2 separate regions of the Homo sapiens genome follow, and region 1 is linked to region 2. A link is an interaction called in ENCODE POLR2A ChIA-PET data of the cell type or tissue named here. Cell type or tissue: GM12878. All regions are shown on one strand.

Evidence for each region. Peaks named below come from ENCODE experiments on the same cell type or tissue, not always from the same donor. Only the 100,000 strongest peaks of a DNase experiment are listed, where the experiment ranks them.
Region 1: POLR2A ChIA-PET joins it to region 2 with 10 read pairs; 14 of 35 experiments call an interaction of 5 or more read pairs at or near these places.

What each region holds. Positions count from the first base shown.
Region 1 is chrX:44,860,106-44,868,105 of GRCh38, reverse strand. LOC105373190 (a long non-coding RNA gene) reads right to left here and starts at 1,243. Exons shown (of 3, transcript XR_949040.2): 1 at 1,225-1,243; 2 at 589-709. In GM12878, no CTCF peak of the experiment used is centred here; no DNase peak of the experiment used is centred here.
Region 2 is chrX:44,963,922-44,971,921 of GRCh38, reverse strand. All of the region lies in intron 3 of KDM6A (lysine demethylase 6A), which reads right to left. Among named protein-coding and RNA genes, the nearest start is that of KDM6A, 95 kb to the right of the region's middle. RefSeq lists an enhancer at 1-218. In GM12878, no CTCF peak of the experiment used is centred here; no DNase peak of the experiment used is centred here.

The DNA.
Region 1 (8,000 bases), 100 kb after region 2:
AGAAAAGGTCAACAGATGCAAACACTAAAGTGAATCACATGTTTAAATTATCTAACAAGGGCTAGGCATGGAGGCTCACGCCTGTAATCCCAGCAATTTGGGAGGCCAGGCAGAAGGATCACCCGAGGTCAGGAGATTGAGACCAGCCTGGCCAACATGGTAAATCCCTGTCTCTACTAAAAATACAAAAATTAGCTGCGCATGATAGCGCACTCCTGTAATCCCAGCTACTACTTGGGAGGCTGAGGCAGGAGAATTGCTTAAATCTGGGAGGCGGAGGTTGCAGTGAGCCAAGATCGCGCCATTGCACTCCAGCCTAGACTACAGATTGAGATTCTGTCTCAAAAAAAAAATAAAATAAAATAAAAATAATAGCAAACAAACAACTAAAAAACTAGAAGGCCTCAGAAGAGCAAGAAGAAGTTTCAGAAAAAAAAAAAAAGACACAAAGTATTGTTGAGCAAGTGGCATCTGTGGCCCTATTGTCAGGAGGAGATGTCCAAGCACTTCTGCCCACTGCATCTTGGTACCAGGATCTCCAAGGAAAATACAATTCAGTCAAGCCCCGGGTAGAATAACTTTACTCACATAGAGAAGACACACAGCAAGATCGGCTTCAGTAGTGGACATTAGTTCTCCCTGGCCAACAGGTCCCTCCAACAGCCAACACACTCCTCTTGTGCTGCAGCAGAAAGATCTCATCCTCTCCCTGCAGTGGACAGATATACTAGTGGTGTGGCCCAGATGCCACGTGACACATATATTTAAGCAGAACAAAGGAGCACACATTGAGTCTGAAACAAAGACAGATATTCCCACACAAGGTAACAAGTCTAGTACAGGCTGTGAGAACTCTCCATCCCTTGGTAAGGAAGTGTTCCAGGCTCAAGGCCTATTCTCATGTGGCTGATAGGGGAGCAAAAGACTGCACCCATGGAATCAAACGAAAATTTTAGAACAAAAAAACAGAATGATCAAAATAAACTTCACATATGGGCTCAATAGCAGAATGGTGGGAACAGAGGAAAGAATCCATGAACCTCAAGACAGAACAATAGGAAATACCTGGCTGGGCAGGGTGGCTCACACCTATAAACCCAGCACTCTGGGAGGCCAAGGCGGGTAGATCACCTGAGGTCAGGAGTTCAAGACTAGCCTGGCCAACATAGTGAAACCCCATCTCTACTAAAAATACAAAAATTAGCCGGGCATGGTGGCACCTACCTGTAATCCCAGCTACTCAGGAGACTGCCGCAGGAGAATCGCTTGAACCCGGGAGGCAGAGGTTGCAGTGAGTTGAGATTGGGCCATTGCACTCCAGCCTGGGTGACAGTGAGAACCTGTCTCAAAAAAAAAGAAAAAAAAAAAAAAAGGACATACCCAATCTGAACAACAGAGAGAGAATAGACTGAAAAATAAATAAATAAATAGAGCCTCAAGGATCTGTGGCACTGTAACAAAAGACACAACACTTATGTCATCAAGTCACAGAAGGAGAGGAGAAATGGAGAAATTAGGCATAGCCAAAAAAAGTACGTCAAGAAATAATAGCTGAAAATGTCCAAAATTCACATCATCCTTGTAATTAAGCTACTCTTTCTTGGAGAGTTGTATAAACAAATTCTATACTATAATCCAGAGTGATGAGTGCCATGACCTATGCCCAAATTTCTGTGGGAGCACACAGAAGAGGCATCTTTGTCAGCCTAGAGGGACCAGGGAAGTATCCTAGAGATTAGAAGATAGGCCAGGCGCAGTGGCTCACGCCTATAATCCCAGCACTTTGGAAGGCTGAGGCTGGTGGGTCACCTGAGGTCAGGAGTTTGAGACTGGCCTGGCCAACATGGTGAAACCCCGTTTCTACTAAAAATACAAAAAAATTACAAAATAAAAAAAAATAAATAAAAATACAAAAAAATACAAAAATTAGCCAGGCATGGTGGCGGGCGCCAGCTGCTCGGGAGGTGGAGGCAGGAGAATCGCTTGAACCCGGGAGGCAGAGGTTGCAGTGAGCCGAGATCACGTCATTGCACTCCAGCCTGGTTGACGAGAGCGAGACTCCGTCTCAAAAAAATAAAAAATAAAAAAAAAGATAGATTGGTAGGAGCTGGAAAGTGAGTATAGGGAGGTTTATATTCCAGGCAGAGGCAGCAACATACCTGCAAGCACACAGAAGGCTAAGAATATGGGAGTTCTGATAAATTCAAGAAGTTGAGTGTGGTTGCGGCCAAGAGGATAAGGGAAAAATCAGGAGTTGAGGCTGAAAAATTAGGCAGCACCATGAAGAGTCTAGAATGGAATGCTAAAGAATCATGCGAAAGTTTACAGTGGACTATTAAAAGATTTTAGAGAGAGAAATAATAATTGTAGGGTTGCTCTTGGTGTTAGTGCTGTTGCTGTAAACAGATTTGCTTTCACCTGGGCTCTGCACTTGGCACCAAGTTTAGTGAATACTGGCTAACTGGCTGGCAGCCTGACCCTTTTGCTAGACCAAGCGTCAGAAAACTATACTCTATAGGTCAAATCCAGCCCACTACCTGTTTTCATATAGCCATTTTATCTCAGATGAAAACTACATGAAATTCAGTTTTTGGTCTCCATATAAAAAAGGTTTCATTGAAACACAGTCATGCTTATTCAACTATTATCTATGGCTGCTTTCGTGCAACAGTATAGAATGGAATAGTTGCAACAGAAAATGTACATGGCACTCACATCATTTTGCCCTGCCGCTGGGTTCCCTACAAATCACAACGATACTGTTACAACTTGGCAGTGTTTCCAGTGCCTTACATACAACACTGAGACTTTTTAAAATTACCAGTGCAGGCCAGGCACAGTGGCTCATGCCTGTAACCCCAGCACTTTGGGAGGCCGAGGCAGGCGGATCACAAGGTCAGGAGATGGACAACATCTTGGCCAATATGGTGAAACCCTGTCTCTACTAAAAATACAAAAATTAGCCAGGTGTAGTGGCACGCTCCTGTAGTGCCAGCTACTCTGGAGGCTGAGGCAGGAGAATCACTTGAACCCGGGAGGCAGAGGTTGCAGTCAGCCGAGATTGTGCCACTGCACTCCAGCCTGGGCAACAAGAGCAAAACTCTGTCTCAATAAATAAATAAATAAATAAATAAATAATTGGTGCATACTTATCATGTTAAAACAAGAAAAGAGAGAAATATGGACTTCAGATGTCATGCCTTTAACGATTATTTTGTTATTAAATTTCATGGCAAAGCATTTATTATGCCATAACACTATAGCTTTGCTAAAAGAATACAATATATGTCAACATTATTAAACTAAGCACTCATCATAATATTCCCAACTGACAGAACAGCAACAGTGAGAACAATTAGAGAATTTAAAACAGAATATTTCATCACAGCAGAATTTCTTCACAAAAATAAAAAATGAAAATGAGGGCTGGGCATGGTGGCTCATGCCTGTAATCCCAGCACTTTGGGAGGCCAAGGTGGGCGGATCACGAGGTCAAGAGATTGAGACCATCCTGGCCAACATGGTGAAACCCCGTCTCTACTAAAAATAAAAAAGTTAGCTGGGCATGGCGGCGCGTGCCTGTGGTCCCAGCTACTCAGGAGGCTGAGGCAGGAGAATCGCTTTAACCTGGGAGGCGGAGGTTGCAGTGAGCCGAGATCACACCACTGCACTCTAGCCTGGGCCACAGAGTGAGACTCCGCCTCCAAAAAAAAAAAAACAAACAAACAAACAGGAAAAGCTGTTCAATTGAACTGTGTTTGATTACAATGGCCAAACAAATATGTCCAGAGAAAATAAACTGAAGGCTTTTAGCTAATAGCTAAAGGCTATTAGCCTTTCAGGGAGAACAATTGCTTGAAGAGTGAGGACATTGGGAGCAACATCAATAGTCCAAGGCAATTAGCTTTGAGTGGTTTTCCTTGGCTCTTTATGAGTTAACAGATATTACTGATACAATTCGGTTGTTGTTTATTAGAGGAATCAATGCTGTGTTTGAAGTAACTGAAGAATTAGCCTCTGTTGGCCCTGCACGGTGGCTCACACCTATAATCCCAGCAGTTTGGGAGGCCGAGGCAGGTGGATCACGAGGTCAAGAGTTCAAGACCAGCCTGGCCAAGATGGTGAAACCCCATCTCCATTAAAAATACAAAAATTAGCCGGGTGTGGTGGTGGGTGCCTGTAATCCCAGCTACTTGGGAGGCTGAAGCAGAGAATTGCTTGAACCTGGGAGGTGGAGGTTGCAGTGAGCCAAGATCGTGCCACTGCACTCCAGCCTGGGCGACAGAACAAGACACCAGCTCAAAAAAAAAAAAAAAAAAAGAATTAACCTCTGTGAATAGTCTGCAGGGAACAACTAAGGGGGAAAATATTTTCAAAAAAGCTGAGAATGCACTGGTTCAGTACAACATGAAGTGGAATCTTCTAAGATGTGTTACAACTGATGGTAGTAAAAATATATATGGAGAAGAAAAATGCTTAGTTGAACAAATTCACAAAGGTTGTGAGAATGTAATGTGTTTAAACCCTGTAGCTATTCATAGTCTCATTCATCAGTAGTCACTTTGCAGTAATATTTGAATCTATCATGTGTTATTGAACCAGTAGTGTCAGTGATAACTTCATTGAGTCTCATGGATTTAACCATCATCAGTTTGGTGAATTTTTGTCAGAAGTAGAAATGAATATCCAGATTTGCCCTATCACATAGCAGTTTGATGTCTTAGCAGTGGCAAATTTCTATTGTGATTCTTTTGAGCTTAAGACCAAGATTGAAAATGTTTTAATTATAAGAGCTGCCCTGTACAGCTATTATCAAAAGGAAATTACTTTTTGCTGCAGACTTGATAATGTGTCTTCATGAATTTTACCAATTATAAGGCAAAACAGCACTTATGTGTGAAATTTATACCATAGTAAAGTCATTTTGATGACAACTAACATTGCTTGAATTACAAGTAATGTCAAGCCACTTTATACACTTTCATGCTGTCAGAATTTAAAACAAGAAGTGAATTGTCAAAAAAAATTTTCAAGTGAATTATTCATTCTTATATAAATTTGCAGCAGATATATTTTCCAAGCTCAAACTATGGTTCCAAGCAGCATTTTTCAGACCTCAATGTAAATCTAAAGGAAATTTCCATATTTCAAAATTCATTTAACTGTGCGGTTGAGGAGTTTCTGCCTAATCATCAATTGGAAATGATGAATCTGCAGTGTAATGACATACTAAAAGGCAAATATCAAGAGAAGAATCTACTAGAATTCTATAAATTCCTTTCATGTGATGAATATGCTTAGTTAAAATCACATGAACATAGATCAATTCAATGTTTGGCAGTGTCCTTCTGTGTGAAAAGACATTTTCTGTTTTTTAGGGTTTTTCTTTTTCTGCTCTGTCTCCCAGGCTGGAGTGCAGTGGCACAATCTCAGTTTACTGCAATCTCTGCCTCCTGGGTTTAAGCTATTCTCCTGCCTCAGCCTCCCGAGTAGCTGGGATTACAGGCATCCACCACCATGCCCGGCCAATTTTTGTATTTTAAGTAGAGATGGGGTTTCACCATGTTGGCCAGACTGGCCTCAAACCCCTGACCTCAGGTGATCCACCCACCTCGGCCTCCCAAAGTGGTCGGGATTACAAGCGTGAGCCACCGTGCCCGGCCATGTGAGAAGACATTTTCAAAAGTGAAATACATAAAATCTTATTACAGATTAGCATTAACAAATGAACATTTGCAATGTAATCTGATGATAGGGAACATTAACTTTGAACCTCCGTCAAGTAAAATGTATTCCAAAAGCATAGAATTTTATTCTTCTCACTAGTAGACCTGTATTACCAAAAATTATACCCAATTAACTACTATTAGATTTTGAATTTCATCAATAAAGTATTTGTGGACATTTGTTTTCTCTATTGTTATATAAGTACTTACATCATATCTTCGATTCTGCCTCTTGGCCTGCCAGCAAAACTTGAAATATTTACCATCTGTCCCTATACAGAAAAAGTTTGCCAATCCCTCACCCGACTAATTGGTTCCCTGGGGGCTTCCAGTTCAAAATAATGTATTGCTATTTGCCCCCAAATGCATCCGGGCCTAACTTTTCACAAAAATTCCCTCAAATACAGAAAAAGAAAAAAAAAAGACAAGATTTCACAATATTAAGGACTAAAACTAACAGGTAACCCAAGGCTTGGATCTGGGTGAAATAGGTGTTAATTAAGAGGCGGATGGCCCTAAAGGGCTGGATTGAGAAAACCCCAGTCATGCTTTAGTTTGGCTTTATTTCCTCAAACAGACACTGACTGAAAAAGGTAGAAAGCCTCTTATTTAAAGCTCATACCGCCATTCCATAATGACCTACAATCTGTCTCCCATCTCAAAGACTTGGTGCCTAAACCAACAAGAAACATCAGTTTCTCTACCCTTCAAAGCTGCTCACCAGAATACTGATCCCCACCTCTGCCTCCACTCCACATCCCCTGAATCCCTCTATTTCCTATTGCTTATCTAGGAAGATAGATAAGTTGGCAAGAAGTAAGGGAGAATTTGGGAGAAAAAAGGAGGAGATACATTTAGAGAGGTACAGTCCCCATACATGGCTGGTTTCACGAGCGTTTGCACTGTGCAGTCACCCAGGACCCCATGAAAGAAGGCCCCATTCTTGGTTTAATGCTTTGCTGTCACTGTCTGGAAATTCTTAATTTTTTAACAAGAGGCCCCACATTCTCATTTTACATGTAATTTTCTTGCAAATTATGTAGTGGGTTCTGCCCAAAACTTTAGGAAGAGGTCAACTACTTGAAGGTCTTAAAGAAGTCTGTGCTGGGAACTATATTTTGTTGTGTATCACATTAGTAAATAAGAGGTACAAAAAGTGAAATCAAACTATGTGTACATTAATCTGTCCTCCAGCTACAGACTTGAGATGGTGATTCTGCCTCGATTTCCCTGGGCACATGATGGATCCAAGCGTAACCAGCTCACTTACCTGTGGACAGAGAAAAGAGAAACCTTGTTTTATTTGAGGGTAAAGAGAATAAAAAATACAGAGCTAGGGGAAGAACGTAGCATTCAGAAACATTAGAGGAAATGAGAACTCTTCTTCACCAGGGCCCAGAAAAAAATTTTGGAAACCCGTTAGCAGTCCTAAGGTTTCCTTCTGTAAATGGAAGGAAGAGGTGGGGACTGAGATGAAAATTCAACAGAATGAAATGAGAAACAGACAGGGTAAGGAAAATTAGCAGTACTCCCCAACAGTAGGAACAAAATTAAAGTACACATTGGAGATAGTAAAGAGCAATATTCATACAGCAAAAAAAAAATTTGAATTTGATGTCAAGAGCAAAGCTGATGCTAAGAAATTGAATGGAATGTGAAGGACAAAGACAAACAAAGAGAGAGAAGATGATAGCTGTGGAAAAAGAAGAATGGAGAATCTGGAGAACCGACATATGGATAATTTGTGTTCCTAAAAAAGGAACGAAGGCAAATGGAAGAGAAGTAATGAAAGTAACTGAAACAGAAAAGTTTTCCCTTTTTTTTTTTTTTTTATGAGATGGAGTCTCGCTCTATTTTGCAGGCTGGAGTGCAGTGTCGCAATCTTGGCTCACTGCAACCTCTGCCTCCTGGGTTCAAGCGATTCTTCTGCCTCAGCCTCCCAAGTAGCTGGGAATACAGGTGCCCGCCACCATGCCAGGCTAATTTTTTTTTGTATTTTTAGTAGAGACGGGGTTTCACTATGTTGGCCAGGCTGGTCTTGAACTCCTGACCTCATTATCTGCCTGCTTCGGCCTCCCAAAGTGTTGGGATTACAGCTGTGAGCCACCGCACCCAGCCTAAAAGTTTTCGTTTATTGAAGAACATCATATATTGATTGAAAGAGCCCACCATGTTTTAGGCAAAGTCAATACAAAGGGACACACAGCTGGAAACATCATGGCAAAAGTTTTAAGCTACAATATTAAAGTTTCTATGATTGTTCAGGGAAAAAAA
Region 2 (8,000 bases):
AGCTCTTATCCAGGCGCCCCAGTGGAGCCAGCAGACTTCACTTATCAGACCTTGCTGCGATAAGCAAACCCCAATTACAAACCATCCAGACTGCACAGGGGAGGTCGTGGGAAGCATAAACAAACTTTACCTAAACCCTCCTGTAAGTTCCTTCATCTGGCTGCTACCATAAATGTCACAAGGTTATATATGGCAAAGTTAACCAACAAACGACCCCAGGGTCTCTCTCCCCCATATAAACCCCTCATTTTGTAAGCTCAGGGCTGCCTCCTCTGTCTGTGGTGGAGCAGCCAGCAGGTTCAATAAACTTACTCGCCTGACTTTGGGTCTATTTTTCCTTTCTCTCGGCTGACCTTACAATATATGAGATGCTGAATAAAAGAAGATTTACCAAAAATGGAAGTTAATGTTTTCTGAAACTCTATATGAAATGTTTTCATTTTACTGTAAATTGCCAAAATATATATAAAATCATATAAAGAACATTCTGAATATGTTCAAATTACAGAAACATTACCCAAAAACATCATCACATATCTGAAAAAATAACTTTTACATATGAATAATGCTCATCTTTTTTGCATAAAGATGATGCCAACCAACCTATCACTGGAAGGACGTTAGACTATGAGAAATTTTTCCAGTTGTGGTGAAGAACTGGTTTTAAGCCATCTCCCATTTCCTAGTTCTTCATGCATGAGGGTAGCTAGTTTATAAAGGTCATTAATTAATGGTCTTCTAAAAAGAAAAGCAAACCAAATTTATCAAACCAGCTGTAGAAAAAAAATAGTCAAGCAAGAGTTTGTGTAGTCAATGGTGTGGCTGATTTTCTCACATTCATTTCTAACCACACTCTCAATCCCCGTTATTGATTTGAAAAGGTTATCAGTTTCCTGGCAATCTCGGTGATTGTTTTAGTCCAGAAATGGGCACATGAGCTCAGGTGGCCCAATCACCACTGATTTATAGATGACAGACATGAAAAAGGTTCTCTGTCTACTAATGGATGTGAACAAGGAAGCATATATTACCAACTGCCACCACGAGGGAACTATCTTGGGATGAAGCCCACAGCACAGAAGAAACAGACTGAAAAGTAACTGGATCCTTCTAGACTTCAAACCATGCCTGGAGAAAAATCCACCTATGAACTTCCTATTATGTGAGGTAATAAATGTCCTTATTGTTTAAGCTAGAATCAGGTATTTAATACTTGTACCTAAAAACATGCTGAAAACAGAAGACTTGGTCCCTGACAATTTTGTGCAGTCACCATATCAAACCTGGAGATTGCCCTTGTAATGATATTACAGAATTTCCACAAATTTGGAGGGCATACTTTCAATAATTTGATTAATTATATATATCATCTGGCTTCATAAAATTCTCTTTTAGGATTGGGGAACCTTTAAAAAGACAGTATGATGTCTTCTAAAGCAAATAAAACTGAAGTATAAGAAGTCCATGTGATGTGAAAAGATGTTACAAAAAAACCCCCAAAGAAATAAAAAATTAAAGAGAAAAAATAAAATATTTTAAAAAAGAAGTCCATGTAATTATCAGTTGGGAGAAACATGGCATCCATACAAAAATATGGTGAACTGAGAAATAAATATGAATGCTCAAATTCAAAGTCACAAAGTTAATACTCTAAATGGCAGGAACAGATTTGTAATTGAGCCATTTCTTCCATGAGCATTTGTTCCATTTCTTCCATAGTGATCTTTCTACTCGTTTACACATTTTATAAACAATTATACTCTACCCTCATTATGCTTAGCATCTTATTTTAAGAAGGATCTTAACGTGCTGTTTCTTAATCAGAAAAAAAATCATTAAAACTCTAAAGGTGCAGTATGCAAGTACCCATCACCTCACCAAAGTCTCTCTAGTAAAATCCTTTTGACCAAAGCACAGTCCTTATTTCTAATCTTTAAGGTAGTTATCCATAAAAAAATTCCTAGTCTACTGTAACTAGAATTTTCTAAAGTCCTTAATACAGAATGAGGGAAATCATTTATTTGGACATCCTCATACAATGCTTAAAACCTGTTTTAGAATGATTACAGAAAATGGATTAAAAAATTGACAATTTTGGAGAAGCCAAACAAAATCTATGATTGGAAAACACACATTTCATGTTCTTATACTATAAATATTCCAGGATAGAGTACTGTCATTCAACCCACAAAAGACAAAAAGAGAGGGCCGGGCGCAGTGGCTCACGCCTGTAATCCCAGCACTTTGGGAGGCCGAGGCAGGCGGATCACAAGGTCAGGAGATCGAGACCATCCTGGCTAACACGGTGAAACCCTGTCTCTACTAAAAATAGAAAAATTAGCCGGGCGTGGTGGCGGGCACCTGTAGTACCAGCTACTCAGGAGGCTGAGGCAGGAGAATGGCGTGAACCCGGGAGGCAGAGCTTGCAGTGAGCCGAGATCGCGCCACTGGACTCCAGCCTGGGCAACAGAGCAAGACTCCATCTCAAAAAAAAAAAAAAAAAAAAAAAAGATAAAAAGAGAAAGAAAACCCTCCAAGCTCTAACTTAAGGCTTCTCCACATTGGCAGCTCTTGGCATGTAACTTGCCCTGGCCATTTGTAACTGCTTAAGAATTGAAACAACCAAAGCATATTTTGCCCAAAAGTGACAGAAATGCAACAAACGACCAATTACTTGAGGGAAGGAAGAATGCAAGAAAAATCTATCACTGGCTAGAATTTCAGGGAACTTATAATTGGGAAAACTTCCAGCTCAAAAATATGAAGAAACAATTTTTAAGAGTTTCAAGGTTTTCATATTAATGTCAGGAATGATTATTACACTCCTCTAATTTTTTACTTCTGAAGTTCTTACTGTCTATCCTTTAAGTCTCCTGCCTCGTAATTTCTGTTTATAATTTTGCTATGTACTTTGAAATAATCTGCTACCTAATTTTTTTTTTTTTTTTTTTGAGATGGAGTTTCATTCTTACTGTCCAGGCTGGAGTGCAATGGCGTGATCTCAGCTCACCGCAACCTCCACCTCCTGGGTTCAAGCAATTCTCCTGCCTTAGCCGCTCAAGTAGCTGAGATTACAGGCATGCGCCACCACGCCCTGCTAATTTTTTATTTCTAGTAGAGACGGTGTTTCTCCATGTTGGTCAGGCTGGTCTAGAGTTCCTGACCTCAGGTGATCCGCCCGCCTCGGCCTCCCAAAGTGCTGGGATTAAAGGAGTGAGCCACTGTGCCCAGCTGCTACCTGATTTTCTAATCAACTAATTTAACCTCCGTGACTCTCTTTACCTATATTTTACCACATATTTATAGATATTTACACTTATTTTCTATTAACTGCTCCTAAGATCCATCACATATATTCATCTAAATACATATGCTTGGGCTTCAGCCCAGGGTTATGTATCTCTCAGGGTGTCCTCCAACCCAAAGAAGTGAAATCACTGCATAATCTCCATGGTTTAAGGCTTATAAGCTATCTGAGAGCCCCATCAGCAATTTGGCTTCGGAGGTTCATGGGTTAGCTTTAGAGTTAGGAGTAAAAAGGAGGTATAGTAGACACTGTAAAGAAGCACTCATATCCCACTTCAAGAAAGAACTGCTGGGAATCCTGCTTGCTGAAAGCCTCTATCTGTGAGATTCTACAGAAGCTGCCTCAGTTGCAGAGAGCCAACTTGTCCCTGGTCACAGTTCTTCTCAGGCTGGCCCATGTTCAATATGGAATAATTGGAGTATAAAGGCCTGGCTATCTTGGCCCAACTTGGTATAGCTCTCAAGGGCCATTCTGGCTCCAGAGCATCCCATGAAGTTAGTAAAGGCTGTCACAGCTTAACTTCTCCTTCTGTCCAATACTGGTTCTACCCTCCACCTTCCAAAGCTGTTGAACATAAAGGAAACTCCTTACTGAGGAACATAACCTACAACAATAGACTGACTGCAGTGAGCCTCCATTTTCCCACAATCCCCTATCCAATTACTATTTTAAGACTTAAAATAAATTCCTACAAGTAAAATGACCAAATAAAGTGACATGACATTTTTTTAAACTCTTCATTCATATCACCAGCCAGAAAAGCTAAGAAAATATTTTACAAAGCCTTTTTTCCTTCTGCATCAAATTCATCTGGAATCACAGAAAAGATAAATGATTACCAAATTATACCATCTTCAGACCAAAATTGTTTCTTGGAATTCTTGTAAGACAGAAAGTAGATGAGAGCAAAATGACAATTAAGGGTAAGAAAAACCACAGCCCAAAACACACACAAAACAGGTTCTACCATTTTCTACTATAGAAATAGAAGCCTTTTTTTGTTTGTTTTTTTTAAAGGAACTAAACTCAAGAGAAATGCCAAGCTCAGAAAACTTTACACAGAAAAGATGACTATGAATCAGGGCAAATAATTACAGGGCTGTCTTCAGAAGAACAAGGCCAGTAAGTCGCCTATGTACATATACCTGAGCAGTTCACTCACAGAATTACACATTTACTACATGGTTTACTCCCAGGAAGTTATGGTTTATAATGTGTTCTCTAAAAATAAATGTCTATTTGCCCAGGGTTAGTAGTTCTCTTATCCTGTACTAGATCCAAAGAGAGGAGAAGGAGGTAGCCAAAGGTAACAAATGTCTCTATAAACTGGTAATCTTGAGGGTATGAGTATGTGTTGGAGAGGAAGGGAGAGGGCTATTAGAGACAGATTCTAGTTTTGGACTTGGAGAAAGACAATGAAGAGAACAGATAGAGAATTTTATTTTAGCCAGGTGCGGTGGCTCACGCCTGTAATCCCAGCACTTTGGGAGGCCAAAGCAGGCGGATCACAAGGTCAGGAGATCAAGACCATCCTGGCTAACACAGTGAAACCCCGTCTCTACTAAAAAGTACAAAAAATTAGCCGGGCGTGGTGGCGGGCGCCTGTAGTCCCAGCTACTCGGGAGGCTAAGGCAGGAGAATGGCGTGAACCCGGGAGGCGGAGCTTGCAGTGAGCCGAGATTGCACCATTGCACTCCAGCCTGGGCGACAGAGCGAGACTCTGTCTCAAAAAAAAAAAAAAAAAAGAGAGAGAGAGAGAATTTATTTTAAGTGGCAACATGCCTTAAAAAGCCTCAAAGAGGATTTCAAAAAATAAATAACAAAACACATCTAGGAAATAGAAACCACCAGCTTGAAATATTAAAATATACTGAATACATTTGCATACCCCTGCATCCATTTTCTCCTTCCTCTTCCCCCTATTACACATTAATCAAGCTGCTAACTACCTATCAATGCCCAGGTCATCTACACAACACTAAATGAAGCACATGTTTTCAAGGACTTAAATCCTTAGATTATCCTTCTCTTCTCTCACCTTACTAGATTACTCTCACCAGCTAGTTTGCTAACACAGTCTAGTTGCCACATGCCCTCCCTTCCAAAAAAGAAAACACATATCCAAGATCAATCTCCTTGGATTCATTACCTTCATAACCAAAATTTTTAAGTGGCCAGGCATGGTGGCTCACACCTGTAATCTCAACACTTTGGGAGGCTGAGGCGGGAGGATCGCTGGAGCCCAGGGGTTCAAGACTAGCCTGGGAAACAAAGCAAGACCTCTGTCTCTAAAAAAAGTACAAAAAATAGTTAGGCGTGGTGGCGCGCACCTCTAGTTCCAGCTACTCAGGAGGCTGAGGTAGGAGAATCACTTGAGCCCAGGAGTTTGGGGCTGCAGTGAACCATGTTTCTGCCACTGCACTCCAGCCTGGGTGACAAAGCAAGACCCTGTCTCAAAAAATAAAATTAAAAAAAAAATATATATATATATGTGAAAAATAAAGCTATAGTCACAGTCTAACATAGTGTTAAAAGTTAAAAGATTTATTGTTTAACAACCACTAAGTAGCAAGTACACGTAGCCTCATATGTAAACCTAATTTTCAAGTCTAGGTCTCTCTTTACATGCTCTCAAAATAGCATGTCCTCCAACTACATAAAGGTGCAGCAATAAAAAAGTAGCAGATTGCATAGAATTCTACAGGCATACCCTGTTTTATTGCACTTTGCTTTATTGTGCTTCACAGATATTTGCGTTCTTTACAAATTGAAGGCTCACAGCAACCCTGTGTAGAGCAAGTCTATCGGTGTCATTTTTCCAACAGCCATGTGCTCACTTAATGGCTCTGTGTCACATTTTGGTAAACCAATATTCCATACATTTTCATTATTATTGTTATCTGTTATGATGACCTGTGATCACCGATCTTTGGTGTTACTACTGTAATTGTTTTGGGGAATCACTAACTGTGCCCACATAAGACAGTAAACAATCGATAACTGTTGCATGTGTTCTGACTACTCCACCAACAGGCCATTCCCTAGTCTCTCTCCCTCTCCTTGGGCTTCTGTATTCCCTAATACATGACAACATTGAAATTATGCATATTAATAACCCTACGATGACCTCTTAGTGTACAAGTGAAAGAAAGAGTTACGCATCTCTCACTTTAAATCCAAAGCTAGAAATCATTAAGCTTAGTGAGGAAGGCACTTTGAAAGCTGAGACAGACCAAAAGCTAGGCCTCTTGTGCCAAACAGCCAAGTTACGAATGCAAAGGAAACATTCTTGGAGGAAATTTGAAGTGCTATTCCAGTGAATGCACAAAAGACAAGGAAGCAAAAACAGCCTTACTGCTGATATGGACATGGTCTGAGTGGTCTGGATAAAACATCAAACCAGCCACAACATTCCCTTAAGCCAAAGCCTACTCCAGTGAAAGGCCCTAACTCTCTCCTTAGTTCTATGAAGGCCAAGAGAAGTGAAGAAGCTGCAGAAGAAAAGTGTAAAGCTAGCAGAGGTTGGTTCGTGAAGTTTAAGGAAAGAAGCCATCTCCATAACACAAAAGCGCAAGATGAGGCAGCAAGTGCTGATGGAGAAGTGTAGCAAATTATCCAGAAGATCTAGCTAAGATCACTGATAAAGGTAGCTACACTAAACAACAGATTTTCAATCTCCGTGAAACAGCCTTCTATTGAGGAAGATGCCATGTAGGACTTTCAGATGTAGGACTTTCATCAACATCTGGCTTCAAAGTTTCAAAGGACAGACTGACACTCTTGTTAGGAACTAATGCTGGTGGTGCCTTTAAGTGGAAGCAATTGCTCATTTACCATTCAGAAAATCCTAGGGACCTCAAGAAATATGCTAAATCTACTGTCTATGCTCTATAAATAGAACAACAAAGTCTGAATGACAGCACATCTGTTCACAGCACAGTCGACTGAATATTTTCAGCCCACTGTTGAGAACTATTGTTCAGAAAAAAAGACTCCTTTCAAAATATTATTGCTCACCGACAATGCACCTGGTTACCCAAGAGCTCTGATGGAGATGTACAAGCAGATTAATGTTGTTTTCATGCCTGCTAACACAACATCCATTCTGCAGCCTATGCATCAAGGAGTAATTTTGACTTCCAAGTCTTTTTTTTTTTTTTTTTTCTGAGACAGAGTCTCACTCTGTCACCCAGGCTGGAGTGCAATGGTGCGATCTCAGCTCACTGCAACCTCCCCCTTCTGGGTTCAAGTGATTCTCCTTCCTCAACCTCCTGAGTAGCTGGGAATACAGGCACACACCACCGCACCCAGCCAATTTTTGTATTTTTAGTAGAGACGGGGTTTCACCAGGTTAGCCAGGTGGGTCTCGACTCTTGACCTCAGGTAATCCACCTACCGAGGCCTCCCAAAGAGCTGGGATTACAGGCGTGAGCCACCGCACCCGGCCTCAAATCTTATTAAAGTAATACATTTTGTAAGACTATATAGCTGCCATAAATAGTGATTCCTCTCATGGATCTCGGGAAAGTAAATTGAAAGCCTTCTGGAAAAGATTCATCATTCTTGATGCCATTAAGAACATTTGAGGTCAAAAGGCCGGGCGCAGTGGCTCATGCCTGTGTAACCCCAGCACTTTGGGAGGCTGAAGTAGGCAGATCACCTGAGGTCAGGAGTTCGCGACCAGCCTGACCAA